Linked DNA regions of Homo sapiens: region 2 is linked to region 1. The links are chromatin loops, found by intact Hi-C in ENCODE. Cell type or tissue: B cell. All regions are shown on one strand. Links, peaks and the distances in the headings refer to the core of each region. The heading gives the core; the rest is flanking DNA.

The links. A loop is a pair of places that touch in the nucleus more often than their neighbours do. Peaks named below come from ENCODE experiments on the same cell type or tissue, not always from the same donor. Only the 100,000 strongest peaks of a DNase experiment are listed, where the experiment ranks them.
Region 2: a loop joins it to region 1, with 7 times the contacts of the local background. A loop is called at or near these places in 12 of 110 quality-filtered maps.

Annotation. Positions count from the first base shown.
Region 1 is chr7:128,901,094-128,909,421 of GRCh38, reverse strand. It overlaps KCP (kielin cysteine rich BMP regulator), which reads left to right. Exons shown (of 40, transcript NM_001366122.1): 2 at 854-996; 3 at 1,969-2,158; 4 at 2,245-2,321; 5 at 3,059-3,143; 6 at 5,284-5,366; 7 at 5,602-5,695; 8 at 6,563-6,645. Among named protein-coding and RNA genes, the nearest start is that of KCP, 5.5 kb to the left of the region's middle. RefSeq lists enhancers at 4,559-5,063, 5,064-5,569. In B cell, for the core only: CTCF peaks have their summits at 4,393 and 4,594 (motif pointing left); DNase peaks (open chromatin) are centred at 4,591 and 5,261; H3K27me3 peaks cover 906 bases.
Region 2 is chr7:128,951,432-128,959,759 of GRCh38, reverse strand. TNPO3 (transportin 3) reads left to right here. Exons shown (of 23, transcript NM_012470.4): 22 at 2,445-2,536; 23 at 4,375-5,575. The coding sequence ends at 2,505. Among named protein-coding and RNA genes, the nearest start is that of IRF5, 18 kb to the right of the region's middle. In B cell, for the core only: a CTCF peak has its summit at 4,450; a DNase peak (open chromatin) is centred at 4,709; H3K4me3 peaks cover 1,032 bases; H3K27ac peaks cover 4,497 bases.

The sequences.
Region 1 (8,328 bases), core at 291-8,290:
ACATTGTTCCCCTGTCTCACAGGCCTAGTGTCTGTGAGAAACCCTTTTAAGCCACTCCAGGCCTGGCCTCACTAATGAGCTGCCATGGTGGGAAAGACCCATCCCTCTCCCTCCTCCTCTCTCTGTTCCTATTGCCTCCGCTCCAGACCCTCAACTTCCCTGCCCATCCCTGCCTGGAGGAGGGACCTATGTCTGCCTCTTCCCCTCCTGCCTTTACTTTCTGGGCTGCAGGAGAAGGATCAAAGTGAAAAGGTGAAAGTGGCCGCCCCTAACCCCAGGCCAGAGCTCAGAGGTGCCCCGTCCCTCTTTCCTGGACATAGTGTCTTCTAGAAGCAGGGACAGGCTGTCTTCACTGGATCTGGTGTGTTCAAAGTTAGCAGGGGCCTTGCCAGCACATTTCTCACACCCTTCAGAAAATGCAGCCAAGTCCCACTTTTGAAGCCCACCCCACCCAATGTGGGAGCCCCCAGGAACCCCTGTCACAAGCCTGGAAAACCGTGCTCAGGGTTGGGGGCGGGAGCAGTTGTCCTTCCCTGAGCACATTCTCCAAAAGTTGTGGCCTTTCTGACAGGTGCAGAGAGTCAGGGGATGGGGGCTGCTCATGTTCTCCCTGAAAAGACTCTCAGCCAGACCCCAGACCCCTGAAAGCAGCTCCACCTGGCGCATGTCTGTGGCCTTCCCCTGCGTTTCAGCCTGTGCTGGCTTCCCGGCCCTGGATGGTGGGTGGGCAATTGGAGAGGGCAGGGTGCACAGGATGACCCCCTTCCCCTGTGGGTCAGAAGACAGAACCCAGAAAATGTGGCCAGGCCAGCCCCTCACCCTCAGGCCCACATGGGATTCTTGTGCCCTTCAGGTGGGGCTGTCCCCAGGGAGCCCCCTGGGCAGCAGACAACTGCCCATTCCTCAGTCCTTGCTGGGAACTCCCAGGAGCAGTGGCACCCCCTGCGAGAGTGGCTGGGGCGACTGGAGGCTGCAGTGATGGAGCTCAGAGAACAGGTACCATGGAGACAGTGCTGGTTTGCATTGGGTAAGGAGGGCTTCTCATAGTGGGAGGGAGAGAAGGAGTTAGGCTTGGAGGGGGGAGCCTAAAATAGAGCTCTTATCTGAACAATTCCCTTTCTTTCTTTCTTTCTTTCTTTCTTTCTTTCTTTCTTTCTTTCTTTCTTTCTTCTTTCTTTCTTCCTTTCTTCTTTCCTTCCCTCCTTCCTTTCTTTTTTTTTCTTTCTTTTCCTTCCTTCCTTCCTTCCATCCTTCTTCTCTCTTTCTCTCTCTCTCTTTCTTTTTTTTTTTTTTGAGATGGAGTCACCATGTGTCACCCAGGCTGGAGTGCAGTGGCACAATCTCAGCTCCCTGCAACCTCTGCCTCCTGGGTTCAAGTGATTCTTACGCTTCAGCCTCCTGAGTAGTTGGGACTACAAGTGTGCACCACCATACCCGGCTAATTTTTGTATTTTTAGTAGAGATAGGATTTCACCACGTTGGCCAGGCTGGTCTCGAACTCCTGACCTTAGGTGATCTGCCCGCCTCAGCCTCTCCAAGTGCTGGGATTACAGGTGTGAGCCACCAGGCCTGGCCAGAACAATTCTTAACATTGATTCTTTCATGCAAATGAAGAACCTCCAGGCTATTTGTTTTGTCAGTTCGTGTTTCGTACTGTTCCATGTATTTGGGGAATGTTATGGAATGCATTCTATATAAGGCATCATCAAAAATATTTTGGATGGGTAAAGATGTCTTTAATTCTTGGGGCAAGGGTTGGGTCCCCATTTTGTCCAAAGGAGAGATTGGGGCCCGTGCCCCCCTGAGAATGGTGATCGTTTGAGCTGGATGCTGACCGAGGGGGACCCATCTCTGCTCTGGAATTGGCGAACTTCTTTCTCATCCTGCCTCATTTTCACACCCCTCATCTCTACTGGAGATGGTGGGGGAAGCTGAGCCAGTGCCTGCTATTCCATCTCCTTCCTCCAGAATAAGGACCTGCAGACGAGGGTGAGGCAGCTGGAGTCCTGTGAGTGCCACCCTGCATCTCCCCAGTGCTGGGGGCTGGGGCGTGCCTGGCCCGAGGGGGCACGCTGGGAGCCTGACGCCTGCACAGCCTGCGTCTGCCAGGATGGGGCCGCTCACTGTGGCCCCCAAGCACACCTGCCCCATTGCAGGGGTAAGTGCCACCCTATCCGCCCACTGGGGCCACCTAAAGACCTGCAGATGGCATGGGGTGCTTGAGTGACACTGCTGTCTCCTTAGGCTGCAGCCAAAATGGCCAGACCTACGGCAACGGGGAGACCTTCTCCCCAGATGCCTGCACCACCTGCCGCTGTCTGGTAAGCTCCCAGGACCTACCTGGATATCCCTCACCTGTCTGCCTCTCTCCAGCTACCTGTCACTGCAGCGTGGCACTCAAGATGTCGCATAATGGGCTCTGCCTGCCACTCCCACACCTTGCCACGGTGGCTTTCAGTTGATTCCGAGTAGGAAAAGGAGCTCAATGCCCACGGACACTGGGGGGTCCCCAAGCCACTCAATTCAGACCTGGCCAACAGTGGCATGGAGGGCAGAGAATGTATTAGGTTGGTGCAAAAGTAATTGCGGTTTTTGACATGACTTTTAATGGCAAAAACCGCAATTACTTTTGCACCAACTTAATAGTTGCTTGTCCTCCTATATCACCTCCCACTCTTCCACTGCCCATCTTCTACTTCGGAACCCCCTGGCCTGCCTATTCTCCCTCACCAGTTGCCACATCCACCTTCCCCCAGTCTTTCCTTCCTCCTTCCTCCCTGAGAAAGTCTTCGGTCTTCTTCCTAGGATCTCCCCTCTCTGGGGAATGTGCTGGCACCTGGAAGAGATGGTTTCCTAGGGTTAAGAGCATCAGGAGACGATGGGAGTGGGGGCGGGATGTCTCTTTTCTGCCTTTACACAGAGGGTAGCCCACATCCACAGAGCCAACTCATCCTCTTGCCCCTATGACATGTCCCAGCCTGGGCTGAGGTTTTACTTCCAGAGGCCCTGCCCTCCAGGAATCTGATGTCTGTGCAGCCACCTCAGTCTGCTCCCACAGGAAGGTACCATCACTTGCAACCAGAAGCCATGCCCAAGAGGACCCTGCCCTGAGCCAGGAGCATGCTGCCCGCACTGTAAGCCAGGTCAGCCTCCTGCCAGTCTCAGCCCCACCTCCTGCTTGCCTTCTCTGGCCCACAGACACAGCCTGCCACCTCAGTGAGTCTGGGACATGCCCAGGGGTGCCTACCCACTCACTCTGACAGTGGCCAGGGGAGTGCAGAACCCATGCACAAATCAGCAAATACTGGCTCTGGCCTGGGACTGAGCCAGAGACCATAGGGAAACAGGCACAAAATCTTTTTCCTGCCCTCAGGGAGCCTCCAATCTAGTTGAGAAGATAAGCTCATAGCCAAGCTACCACAAGATTGAAGACCCAATGAGCAGATTAAGAGGAGGTGTAGAAGGCAGTGCAGTGTGTATTTTGCCAGAGGAGGGCACAGGAGGCAGGGGAAGCCCGTCGAGGCTGGGCAGTCAGGGGGCCTTTACAGACAATGGGTCCTTTGAGCTGGGTCTTCATGGGAAAGTGGGGTTCCACCTGAAGGAGAGGGAGTACGTGAGGTTCCTCTGGGCACAAGGACAGGGTGGAGAGAGGTGGGTTGCAGGAAGTCCATGTGGGAAGGCCAGTGGGAACAGGCTGCTGTAAGCCTTGCAATTAGGACTTTTTTCTATGGGCAGTGGGGGGTATTGAAGGCTGAAGCAGCGTGTGGCATGGTCAAGGGGGCGCTTGAGGAATATTCACCTGGTGAGGGCTAGATGCAGACAGAGGCGTCGGGGCTGTGACAGCAGTTGTCTAGGCATGGAGCCAGGGATGGCAGTGGGCTGGAGAAAGGGGGATGTTTCTAAAGGACGGGCAGGAGCCGGTGACTGGCTGGGTCCCCTGGAATAGTGGAGGCCGAGCTTGGGACACTAGGATAGCAGTGGTGCTGGGGACATGAAGAGAGCTGGGAGGAAGAGGAGGTCATGGCTATGCAGGGGGGTGTTACTGGCTCATAAGGTGATAGTGTTGCCAGATTTAGCAAATGAAAGTCTAGAATGCTTTGTTAAATCTTAATTTCAATAAACGGCATGTAAGTTTTTAGTATAGGTATATCCTATGCAATATTTAGGACATTCTTATACTAAAATTGACGTCTTATTCTTCTGAAGTTCAAATTTTACTGGGCATCCTATATTTCATCTGGAAGCCCCTCCGAGAGAGGAGTCTCAGTTGGTAGTAAGAAAGGTGGGACAAGGACTCAGACCAGTTGGGTCTGGAAATGCAGCCTGGAGTGCTGGCTGGAGATGAGGACTAAAATCTTGGGGGTTGATGGATCTCAAAGAAAAGACACACAAAGAAAAGACCCCTGACCCCCGCTCCCCCAACACACACACACACACTCTTCAGGGCACGTGGTGCCTCAGGGCCACTGCTAGCCTATATGATGTCTTTGGTGAAATTTTAAAAGGCACCCTTTCCTCAAGACACTACTTCCATCTGTTGTAAAATAATGGAACCATGCTGATGATGTGCCTATCGGACACTTTACTGCCATCTGCTGGAAAGGGGTAGTAAATATCAAAGTCTCTGATGTCTGTCACGTGAATGGTGCCCCTTTAATGTGGCACCCAGTCCTTTGGGTCTCTTACTTGGGGGTCTGGGCCTGGTTTTCCAGGCTGCCCCAGGGCCACGGGGTTGGGGAAACATGGCATCCAGGGCCCTGTGTCATCTGCACCTGCCAGGTAAAGGAATCAGCCACCACCCACATCCCTGCTGCTGGGCAGACTGCCGGCCTGACCATGCCAAGCCCAAATGTGGGGGCTAGGCAGGGCTGCTACTGCCACTGCCCAGGCATCAGGGCTGAAGCCTGCTAGGCCTGCAGAGTAAGCCAGCTCTGGCAAAGGAGAGGGATGGAACAGGAAGGGACGAGGAGGGAGAGCAGGAGAGAGAGAAAGAGGGAGGATGGTGGGGGAAGGGAGGGCTGGCTCAGTGTCTGCCCTGCAGACAGGAGCCGTGCAGTGCCAGGGGCCCTCGTGTTCAGAGCTCAACTGCTTGGAGAGCTGCACCCCACCTGGGGAGTGCTGCCCCATCTGCCGGCCCGGTGACCTCCTGCCCTGTCCTGCCCTGCCCCGCCATCCCTTCAACCCCAAGGGTCCAGTACCTACTTGGGGTCATGCCTTACCTCAAGTGATGTCCACCCACCCTGCTGCCTGGTGACCCACTTGTCATCCTGCCAACCTTCCCAGGCTGTGATTATGAGGGGCAGCTTTATGAGGAGGGGGTCACCTTCCTGTCCAGCTCCAACCCTTGTCTACAGTGCACCTGCCTGGTGAGTCCACCTGTCCCCTCTGCCCAGGCCCTGCACCTCCCTGGACACCTGCCCTGCCCTGGGCCCTGCCTGCCACTCCTCCAGCCCCCTCACATGCCTCCCGAGAGGTGGAGCCAGCTAGGTTCTCCCTCCATCCCTGCCCTGTGCCCCCCTCCTCCGAGGGTGCCCAACACCCGCCCACCCAGCCCTCTGCGGGAGCCAGACCTGAAGCCTCACAGCCACTGGTGCATTACAGAGGAGCCGAGTTCGCTGCATGGCCCTGAAGTGCCCGCCTAGCCCCTGCCCAGAGCCAGTGCTGAGGCCTGGGCACTGCTGCCCAACCTGCCAAGGTGAGAGCCCCTGGCCCCTCCCTGGTAGAGCCACAGGTAGGTTGTCGTGCCATTTCTTGAATTCCAGAGCCCACCTTGCCGGCCTCCAGTGGGTTTGGTCCGTGGCGGAGCTGGAATGCCTGAGCTCAAATTCTGCCATTGCCACCTAGTGCTTGTGTGACTCTCTTCCTCAATTTCCCCATGTGTAAGGTGCAGATAATGATATTCCATGCCTCATAGTGCAGCTTAATAAATGTTTGCTTTCTACTTTGTGCTCCCCAATCATGAGACATGGGGTCAGCCCTCAGGGATGACCCCTAGAGTGTGACACTGAGTCATACACTAATGCAAAATCTTGTAACAGCCAAGGGCAGGAATAGAAGCAGGCACCAGCTAGTGTGCGAATTCAGAGGAAGGAGACCGAATCCAGCCTGGGCACAGGAGGGAAAGCGTCCTGGAGGCAGCTGGTCCCCAGGTGGCCCTTAAGGATAAAGAAAAGTTAGCTTGGTGAAGGGCTGAGGAAGGCAGTGAGCCTTCTAGGAAGAGGGGAGAAATCAAGCACAGGCGTGGCCCTGACACGGAGGGTGAGTGTGCAATGTTGGCTGGGAAGGTGTGAGAGGTGACGAGGGGCCAGAGATAGGTGGGGCACATGGGTGTGGCTATGCTCTGTCCACGGAAGACCAGAAAGGGCGGGCTAAGGAACTGAGGCCTCACCCTGCCTGGGGCACTGGGAGCCACTGGGGAATCTAGGCAGAGATCTGACCCCATCTAGTCTTGGCTCGGGAGAGAGCCCTCAGAGGGCATGTGGACAAGGAAGGCGGGCAGGCTGAGGCTGGGGTCCAGGCCAGCTCCCACCAGGCCTCCCTCTTCTCAACCCCTCAACCCTAGGCTGCACAGAAGGTGGCTCTCACTGGGAACATGGCCAAGAGTGGACAACACCTGGGGACCCCTGCCGAATCTGCCGGTGCCTGGTGAGTCCTGAGGCTGCTCCTGGTCTGTCCCCCTCCCTGCCCTCAGGCCCACTGTATTCATTTGCTCATTCTATGGAGTACTTCGCAGAGGTGTTGAGAGGGGACCCAGTGGAGAAGACCTAGGCGCTGTCTGCTGGGGGCTGTGCAGGCGGGGGCTGGGCAGAGCTCATCTGCGTGCCCAGCTCTGAGCCCAAGAGGTGCTCAGCCCGGGTTAGTGAATGAACTCAAGGAGCTCACAGGCTAGAGAAGGAGACCGGGCAGGATATGGCGAGCGGCAAAAGCTCCAGAGTAGGGGAATCACGGTTTGACCTGAGGCATCTAAAACTGTGCTGTCCAATTCACAGCCACTACTACCTGTGGCTACTGAGCACTTGACATGTGGCCAGGTTCAAAATGAGATGTGCCATAAGTGTAAAATACATGCCAGATTTCAAAGACTTCCTATGAAATAGGGGAATGTAAAATAGTAATCCATTATATGTTGATTACATGTTGAAATAACAGTTTGGATACATTGGACCAAATGAAATATGTTGTTAAAATTAATTTCATCTGTTTTGTTTTACTTTTAAATATTTGTGAGGCTGAGCATGGTGGCTCATGACTGTGATCCCAGCACCTTGGGAGGCTGAGGCAGGAGGATCACTTGAGCCCAAGAGTTTGAGACCAGCCTGGGCAATGTAGCAAGACTTTGTCTCAAAAAATTAAAAAACATTAACATTTGCTGGAGCACTTAAAATGACATAAGTGGTTAACATTGTATTTCTACCGGGCAGCACAGATCTAGAACATCTTCATGGGTGGGGTGGTGTTTACTTAGGCCTCAAAGGGTAAGTAGGATTTGAGCAGGGAAAAAGAGGGGAACGTACCCCAGATATAAGGAATAGCCTGGGGGAGGTAGGGACATGTAAGCCGTGAAGGCCAGGTGGGGGCACCTGAGGAGGGCTGTGTTTCATGGGAGCTTCCTGACAGCTTGCTGAGGACTAAGGACTCTGTGCGAAAGCTACAGGGCACCCAACCCCACTGCAATTGTTACAGGAAAGGGGTCCCAATCCAGACCCCAAAAGAGGGTTCTTGGATCTCGCGCAAGAAAGAATTCAGGGCAAGTCCATAGAGAAAGGTGAAAGCAAGTTTATGTGTTTTTTTTTTTTGAGGCGGAGTCTTGCTCTGTCATCCAGGCTGGAGTGCAGTGGCGTGATCTTGGCTCACGGCAAGCTCCGCCTTCCAGGTTCACGCCATTCTCCTGCCTCCGTATCCCGAGTAGCTGGGACTACAGGCGCCCGCCAACACGCCTGGCTAATTTTTTGTATTTTTAGTAGAGACAGGGTTTCACTGTGTTAGCCAGGATGGTCTCGATCTCCTGACCTCGTGATCCGCCCCCCTCTGCCTCCCACAGTGCTGGGATTACAGGCGTGAGCCACCACGCCCGGCCAAAAGCAGTTTATTAAGAAAGTAGAGGAATAAAAGAATGGCTACTCCATAGACAGAGCAGCCCTGAGGGCTGCTGGTTGCCCATTTTTATGGTTATTTCTTGATGATATGCTAAAAAAGGAGTGGATTATTCATGCCTCCCCTTTTTAGACCATATAGGGTAACTTCCTGACATTGCCATGGCATTTGTAAACTATCATGGCCCTGGTGGGAGTATAGCAGTGAGGACAACCAGAGGTCACTCTCGTCGCC
Region 2 (8,328 bases), core at 152-8,151, 50 kb before region 1:
GTGAGCCACCGCGCCCGGCCTCAAGGAGCTTTTTGATCCATTTCTATGGGCTCCCCACCAAGGACACTTCAGTTAAACATTTGGCTGAAGTGTTTGACACCAAAGCACTTGCAGATAGGATTGGGGCAGAAGCCAAGTTGACAGTGTCACCTGTCCCTCATTTCACCCTATCGCACTAAAGTTCTCCCACACTTGCATTTCAGTTTCAATACTTTTTCTCATGTGCCACAAAGGAGGCTGTGAAGTTATCATTTCCAAAGTCTCTGCTGGGCACAGTGACTCACGCCTGTAATCACAGCACTTTGGAGGCTGAGGCAGGACGATAGCTTGAGCCCAGAGGTTCGAGCAGCCTGGGCAACACAATGAGACCCTGTTTCTATCTGTTCTGAAAACAAAACAAAACAGAAGTCTCTTGAGGAAGGGTAAAATTTAAAACATGTAAGACATTAGGATAGCAAAAAAATCTCGGTCTCCAGCACTGTCCTAACTTTCAGGGTTTTCTGTTATCCTAGTCCCTTGTGATAACACACCACATAGCAACTTCTCTTGGGTTACAGATCTTCCTCCTTCCTGACATTGGGAGCATGAGTGATATGGGCTCACATACCCTGGCTGCCTCCTTAACAGTCAGTATTAATTTGGAAGTAAAATGAGAAATGTAACACTTAAATTGAAGCTTATTAAATCCACAGAGGTAATGGCAATTCCAATAAAGCCAAAAGACCTTTCTCATTTTCTTTCTTTTTTCTTTTTTTTGAGACAGGGTCTCACTCTGTTGCCCAGCCTGGAGTGCAGTGGCACAATCATGGCTCACTGCAACCTCAACCTCCCCAGCTCAGGTTATCCTCCTGCCTTAGCCTCGTGAGTAGCTGGGACCACAGGTGTGCACCACCACACCCAGCTAAGTTTTAAATTATTTGTAGAGACGGGGTCTCCCTGTGTTGGGATTACAAGCATGAGCCACTGTGCCTGGCCACCTGCCTTATTTTCATTACATTTTTAGGATGGAGAGACTAGAAGAAAGTTTCTAGAATGTTCTGTTGAATCAAGTCATGGAGTCTAAGTCAAGGTTCTTAATGATGTTTCAGAACTTACAATGGATGGGGAAATCTGGATGTAGGAACCTAAATGGATAGCTCTATTTTCACCTTTTCTGTTGGATCGCTTAGAGCAGTTTCCTCCCCTGGTGTTTAACCATTATGAGATGGAAAGTGTGTTTTCATCTGCATTGAATCCTTGGCTGTAGGCACTGGTATCTGAGTTAGTTGAGCCAGGGAGAGGGCTACAGGAAGGCAAGCATATTAAGAATTGCTTCCTGGCTGGGCGCGGTGGCTCATGCCTGTAATCCCAGCACTTTGTGAGGCCGAGGCGGGCGGATCACAAGGTCAGGAGTTCGAGACCAGCCTGGCCAACATGGTGAAACCACATCTCTACTAAAAATACAAAAAAATAGTCGGGCGTGGTGGTGGGCACCTGTGATCCCAGCTACTGGGGAGGCTGAGGCAGGAGAATCGCTTGAACCTGGGAGGCGGAAGTTGCAGTGAGCTGAGATCGTGCCATTGCACTCCAGCCTGGATGACATGAGCAAGACTCCATATCAAAAAAAAAAAAAAAAAAAAAAAGGAAGTGCTTCCTTCTCCACTGCTTTAGCTTTTAGCTTAGCCTTATGTTCATTTAGCAAAAACTGTTATGAAGACAGATACAGTAGAATGAAGCTGGCATCAGCTGGTTTCTTGGTGACAGTTTTGGACAAAGGGAGGTCGGGGGGCTTTTGAAAAAACAGGGTCAGTTGAATATTGGGCTATTCATATCACATAGGCATCTCCTGCTTTGTCTCTCTTTCTACATGCTTTAACCCTTTCCTCTCTCCCTCCTCCTCCCACAGGAGGAAATCCTGAGCAGCCTGTTCAACTAGAAAATCAATGACTGGTGGAGACTTAGTTGCTAGACCGGCCTTTGTAAACAAAATCTATCTTTGGAAGAGAATGAGGAAACTTATGAGAGCCGTAGCAACCAAGTGTTGTTGTAGCAGCCTACATTTATTGAATACTATTTTGTTCACTGCTCTATTTTCATAAGCACTCTGTATGTGGACGATTTTAATCCTCTAAACAGTGTTATGAAGTAGATAATATTAATAGATGAGGAAACTGAGACAAAGATTGGTAACTTGTTCAAGGGCACAGTGGAGCCAAGATTCAAACTCGGGCAGTTTGTGTCCAGAGTACACCCTTTGAAGACCACCAAGCTTATAACTTTTCTCATATATAATAATTTTTGCCCTGAATTACAGAAAGATCTGAAGCCAGGATCGCTCAGGAGACGATGGAGAGAGCTCCTAGCAGAGTTGGGACGGTTCTCAGTGTGCCCCAATGTTGCAGTTGTTTTTCAGCATATTCTGTCTTTCTCCTCAGTCAAGGACCAACCTACCTTTTCTTTTCTAGTGCTGAGGAATGTAAACAAGTTTGCTGGGCCTTGCGAGACTTCACCAGGTTGTTTCGATAGCTCACACTCCTGCACTGTGCCTGTCACCCAGGTGAGGATACATAGTTCCCAGCTTTTGTCCGGACTGTCGGACTGTTGGGGATGCCTGGGAATGGGGATAGGTTTTAATGCCTATCATGGGACCAGTCTTATAGCTAGAGTCAGGGAAGGACTCAGCAGTTTAACTGTGGTGAACAGCTGGAATATACAGGGCCCGGATTTTCTTGGGCCTGGGCAGCCAGTAATTGTCAGTGTCTTTGGGGTACCATTTTCACCTCCATAAGAAAGTAACTGTTACACAGTGCATTGAAACATTTTCTTCCCCCTTCCCCTTACAGACACTTCTAAGATGGTAAGTGTACATGGCAACAAACAAATAAGTATTTTTAACCTGGCCACTTTGGCGAAAACAACCTCAAGTTGACTGTTATATGTGGTGCCAGTCTCCTAAAACTGACCCTCCAGATGTAATGAGCAAAGAGCTTATTCTTATCACTTTTATGACCTGAATGCTGAAGTGCCAGGTTTTGACCAGGGCAGGAGGTATGAATTGAATATCCCTTATCCGAAATGCTTGGGATTTCGGAGGAAAAAACACTTTCAGAAGTGTTTTTCAATTTTGGATTTTTTGGGATTTTGGAATATTTGCAGAATGCACACCAGTTGAGCATTCCTAATCCAAAAATCCAAAATCCAAAATGCTCCAATGCTCATTCGCTTGAGGGTCATATCAGCGTTCAAAAAGTTTCAGCTGTTAGGGATGCTTGGCCCTTACAGGAGAGGAGGAGCATCTTTGGCTCCCGATGAGCACTTTTCTCCACGTGCTTTCCGTCTCCTGGTTCTGAAGCAAAGCAAGAAGCTTAGCTGAAAGGAGTGGGTAGTAGAATTTGGGTGCCAGTTTCTTGATGGAGAGAAGAAAGGTAGCTCTCCTCTAAGCCCACCCTTTGATGTCTCAAGGTGAGTTTCTTCTCCCAGGAGGCAATTCTTGATGAATCTGTAGCACTCACTGGTAGTTTCTGTGTTAAATGCATTCATAGGTAAAAGTGATGTTCAGCAGTGCCTTGCCACACCCAAAATCATTTCTCAACTTTGATTGTTTTAATGAGTAATAATATCATTTGGGATGTCCTGGTTTTGCATGGTGTCTGGGTTAGCTGACATTGATACACCTCATAAGGTTGCTCATGGACAGCTGTAGGTGTTCATGGTTAACTTTTATTGTGCCCTTACTGTGTGTCAGGGCACTGTTTTAAGTGTTTTAGATGTATTAACTAAGATAATCCTCATCTGCTTTTCTGGATTTGTTACTATTTTTCCCATTTTACAAATGAGGAAATTGAGGTTCAACAATGTTTAACAATTTGCCTGACAGTTATTCGTGGAGCCAGAATTCACATGTAGATATTCTGGTACCAGAGTCCTCACTTTGAACCACTCCGCTTAATACAGTATCCTTTCGATAGCATCTAAATTGGTGTTTTGTTTTGTTTTGTTTTCAACTGTTATTAGTAGGCAAAGCCTTCTTTCAAAATAAAATCGACATGAAGCCTGTGGGATTTAGCAGACTGAGGCAAAGCTTCCCTGGTTGCTTTGGAATGGGAGGCCTGGACCTGCTGGCTCTTTGCCCTCCTGACACATCATCCCTTGTTTCCACAGCACACTCAGCATTGGAAGCACACTGCAGACGGTGTCTCATTAAAGCAGTAGCTCCCTTGAACCCACAAGTTAAAACGCCAGACTTTTATTTATTTGTTTATTTTTTCTGAGTTCTTATTGGCAGACTTCAGAATGAGGTACCTGAGGAAATATAGAAACCTCTGCCTTAAGGTTGATTTTACTAAATGCTCTATTTTCTGGTGCAGTTATTGACTGTCTTATCTCTTTTGTCAGGAATGTCTTTTTTAATTAGAAGACAGGAAGAAAACAAAAACCAGACTGTGTCCCACAATCAGAAACCTCCGTTGTGGCAGAGGGGCCTTCACCGCCACCAGGGTGTCCCGCCAGACAGGGAGAGACTCCAGCCTTCTGAGGCCATCCTGAGGAGTTCCTGTTTGGGGGTGTGAGGGAAAATCAGCGCGGATTTTAAAAAGATGGCTGTGGCCTGCCCGGCGTGGTGGGAGGGGAGCTGGTTTCCTGGTGAACTTTCTAAAAGGAAAAATAATTTTAAGTAAAGAAAAAAGAAAAAAAAGGAAGACTAAACAGAAACCAGAACTGAAACATTCACCTGGTAGCAAATGACACATGCACGCACACACACATACACGCACAAGCGCCAGTGCGCACGTGTACACAGAAAAACAAAAGGACAAGCTTTCTGTGAAACAAAATATTTACTTAGGGATAATGTGGGGATTCACATGAATTAAATAGCTGCAATTGGAAGAAGAGGGTCAGGGTCATTTGTTCAGGTTTTCTATTGTTTTGTCCTCTCTTTCCTCTCCTACCCTTCCTTCTCTTTCTCTCTCCCCTCCTTTTAAATGCAAATGAGTAGAAATTTCTTCTACCTTCCCCAGCTGTTTCTTCCCACCTTTAGAGTTGTTTAGACAAGGAGGAGTAAGCAAGGAACTTGTTCTGCTTTCTATCGTGGTCACATTGGTGATGCTCGGGACCTGCCAGGGTCAGAATTTATGGATATCTGAACCCTGACCCCGTTCATTCTCTCAGTCCACTTCCAATCCACATCAGTTTGTTGTCTGCCTTGGAGAGAAGAGCCAAAACTGGGGTGGGCGGGTGGGTGGGGAGTGCAGGATATAAATGTGTAAGTTTTTGTTTTTTAAGGTTTTTTTCTTAGTGAATTATTCACCCACAGACATGAGAGAAAAAAAGAGGGAGGGTGTGTGGAGAAAAAATGTTTACAGGGCTAACAAGGGATGATGTGTCATTTAGTATGTTACTAAAAAGTGTGGAAATGACTTGATTTTAAGGGGAGGGTGAGGCCGAAGAGGGAAGCCCAAAGCAGATCTTAATGTTTCAAAGGAGTGCAGCCCTTCACAGCCATCAGATATGAGGGCACTGTTCTGTCTGGTGTTGTAGCCATCTCAAGAACAAATCAACAGCAACAAAAGAGAAAGAATAAATTTTTAAAATTTAACCAGTGTTTCTTTGTTTTTACTTTCATTCACTGCCTTGTAGCTCGGAAATGGTTCAGCTAGACTAGCTATGGAAGCAGCCTTTGGTACCTGATAGACATCTGGGGATGGAGTTGAAAGGGCAGGCCCCTGCCCTGATGCCACAGACCCTTCAGACTTCAGGGAAGTGGTTCATTCTGCACTTTTTATTCTCCTAATTCACACCAAAGCTCATCACGCTTACATTTTACCCTTTTGTGTAGCCTCAGTGGGAAAGGGAGTTGGGTTACTCTTTCAGTTAAACAGTGTGGTATGGTTTTTCTACTATGGCCACCCAAGTAGACAGTTTCCTGACCTGCAGATTTATTGGTCTTTAAAAAAAAAAACTTTATTGAAGTATCATTAACATAATTTGCATGTGTTTAAGGTATACACTTTGATAAGCTTTGACATAAGATACATCCATGAAACCGTTATCACAATCAGGGTAGTGAACATACTCTTTATTTCCAAAAGTTTCCTTGAACCCCTAGGTAATACCTGTTTCCTCCCTCTTCCCATCCATCCCCATTTCCACATAACCACTGGTTTGTTTTCTATCACTGTAGATTAGTTTGCATTTTCCTGAGTTTTTAATAAATGGAATCATAACAGTCTGTTATGGCAATTGGGCTTTGAGCTAATACCTGCAGAGCTGTATTCTAATGTGATAGATCTGGCAGTGTTGTTGATATACTGACACTTCTCTGCCTTTTCTTTGCCTGTCACTTTAACTTTTTCACTCCTGGGCATAAATCCTCAAGCTACAGAACAATAGGAATTGGTGAAACAAATCTTCCAGCATAACATCAGTGGTACACAGGGTTTTAATCTCTAAAGAGGCAATATTAGAAGGAGAGAAAAAAACTTGAGTGTTTATAGAGTGATATCAGATTCCAGGGATCAGCACATTACCCCAGCCATCCCTCTCATGTTCTGGCTAAATAATAAAACCTTTAAGTTTTGTCCAACCATAGGTCCTTGAAATAACCAGTTGATTTTGCTCTGTTTAAGGAATTTGGCTGTTTTCACAGGCAATTGTGTGGGGAACTGAAAAAAATGTGTGGAAGACTTAATGCAGCCCTCCTTAGCCACTGAAAAACAGCATGTGGAATGCATATCTAAAGCTATAGCTTTGCAAACAGCCCTGTGTTGTTAATGGTGTCAGAACCTCACTGCTTACTTAAGCCTTACAGATTATTTGAAAGGGCTGCTCTGAAACTTTCGGCAGAGCAAGGATGCCCATCTAGATTTTAATTTAAAAAGGAACTGTTCAGGATCAGCTCACCTAATGGAGATGCTGTGTTTCTGCATGGCATTGTCTAGTAGAAATAGGATGAGTATCTCCCGTCCATGTGGGCAGGTCAGCTAACTGCACCTGAACTTGCCTAAGTCATCTCCCCACAGAATTGTCTGTTCCGTGATAGGATTAGCCATGAAATGTTGGCCATGATTATGTGGAACACAGATCATCAGCATTGGGGCTATTTCCAGCAAGACTGTACTAAAACACAGTAACTTGTAATCCTTATGTATCTGAAGGGAATTGTTATAAAGAACAGTAACTGAGAATGCACACCTAAGACATAAAGGAAACTGTGCTTTTGAATGGCATCAACATTCATGAGTTTATTTAAATGTCTACCTTGTGTGGCCCTGATTTAAGTGAATCATAAGATGAAAGCCAAAACCAAGAGACCTTAAAGGTTCAAGATTTTGCAACAAGATGTGCCTGATTCTTTGGGATAGATTACCAGCAAATGAGAACATTGCCTTCCAAGAATGCTCTTTCAGCAAAAATGGGAAAAGCCATTGATATCTTCTACTCTACAGAGACTGAAAAGGGTACGTTTTTTCTTTTTTTCCTTTTGTTTTGTTTTGTTTTGTTTTGTTTTTTTGTTTTTTTTTTTTTGAGAGGGAGCCTTGCTCTGTTGCCCAGGCTGGAGTGCAATGGTGGGATTTCAGCTCACTGCAACCTCTGTCTGATGGGGTCCAGCGATTCTCCTGCCTCAGCCTCCTGAGCAGCTAGGATTACAGGCACCCACCACCATGACCAGCTAATATTTGTATTTTTAGTAGAGATGGGGTTTCACCATGTTGGCCAGGCTGGTCTCGAACTCCTGACCTCGTGATCTGCCCACCTCGGCCTCCCAAAGTGCTGGGACTACAGGCGTGAGCCACTGCACCCGGCCAGGGTAGGTTCTTTATGTCAAAGAGCTGAGAGTCTTAAAAAGGGTATATTTAGTTGGTTATAAGGATGAACTTGGTGGGGACAAGGAGCTTGAAAGAAGGGAGAGAAACTGCTGGGGCTAAAGGGATGCATTCATCCCCAGGATGTGGGCATCAAGGTCCTGTGGGTTCCAACTTAAGCTCCAGCACAGGCCACCAGAGCAGCCAAAAGCTATTACCAAGGGGAGCCCTAGCCTGGCTTGGGAGCAGTGAATTGTACCTCACACTGGCCTGCCTTTACCTCTGGAGTTTGTTACATCTGTCACTTCTGGATACTGTTCATCCACAGCTGGCTACTACAACACAGAGATCTGTAAGTGACAGCCAGGTTTTCATTGCTGTTTTCATTTTAGTTTTAGGAAACCAATTAATACAAATTCAGGGAAGATTTTTGGCAGTTACTCAACTGCTAGCAGTACTGGGGAAGTCAGCCCACTCGTGGTCGCGAGGGGCACCTGGCCCTTCCAAGCTTCCCCAATTCATCTACACTCAGTCTCCCTGCTCCACC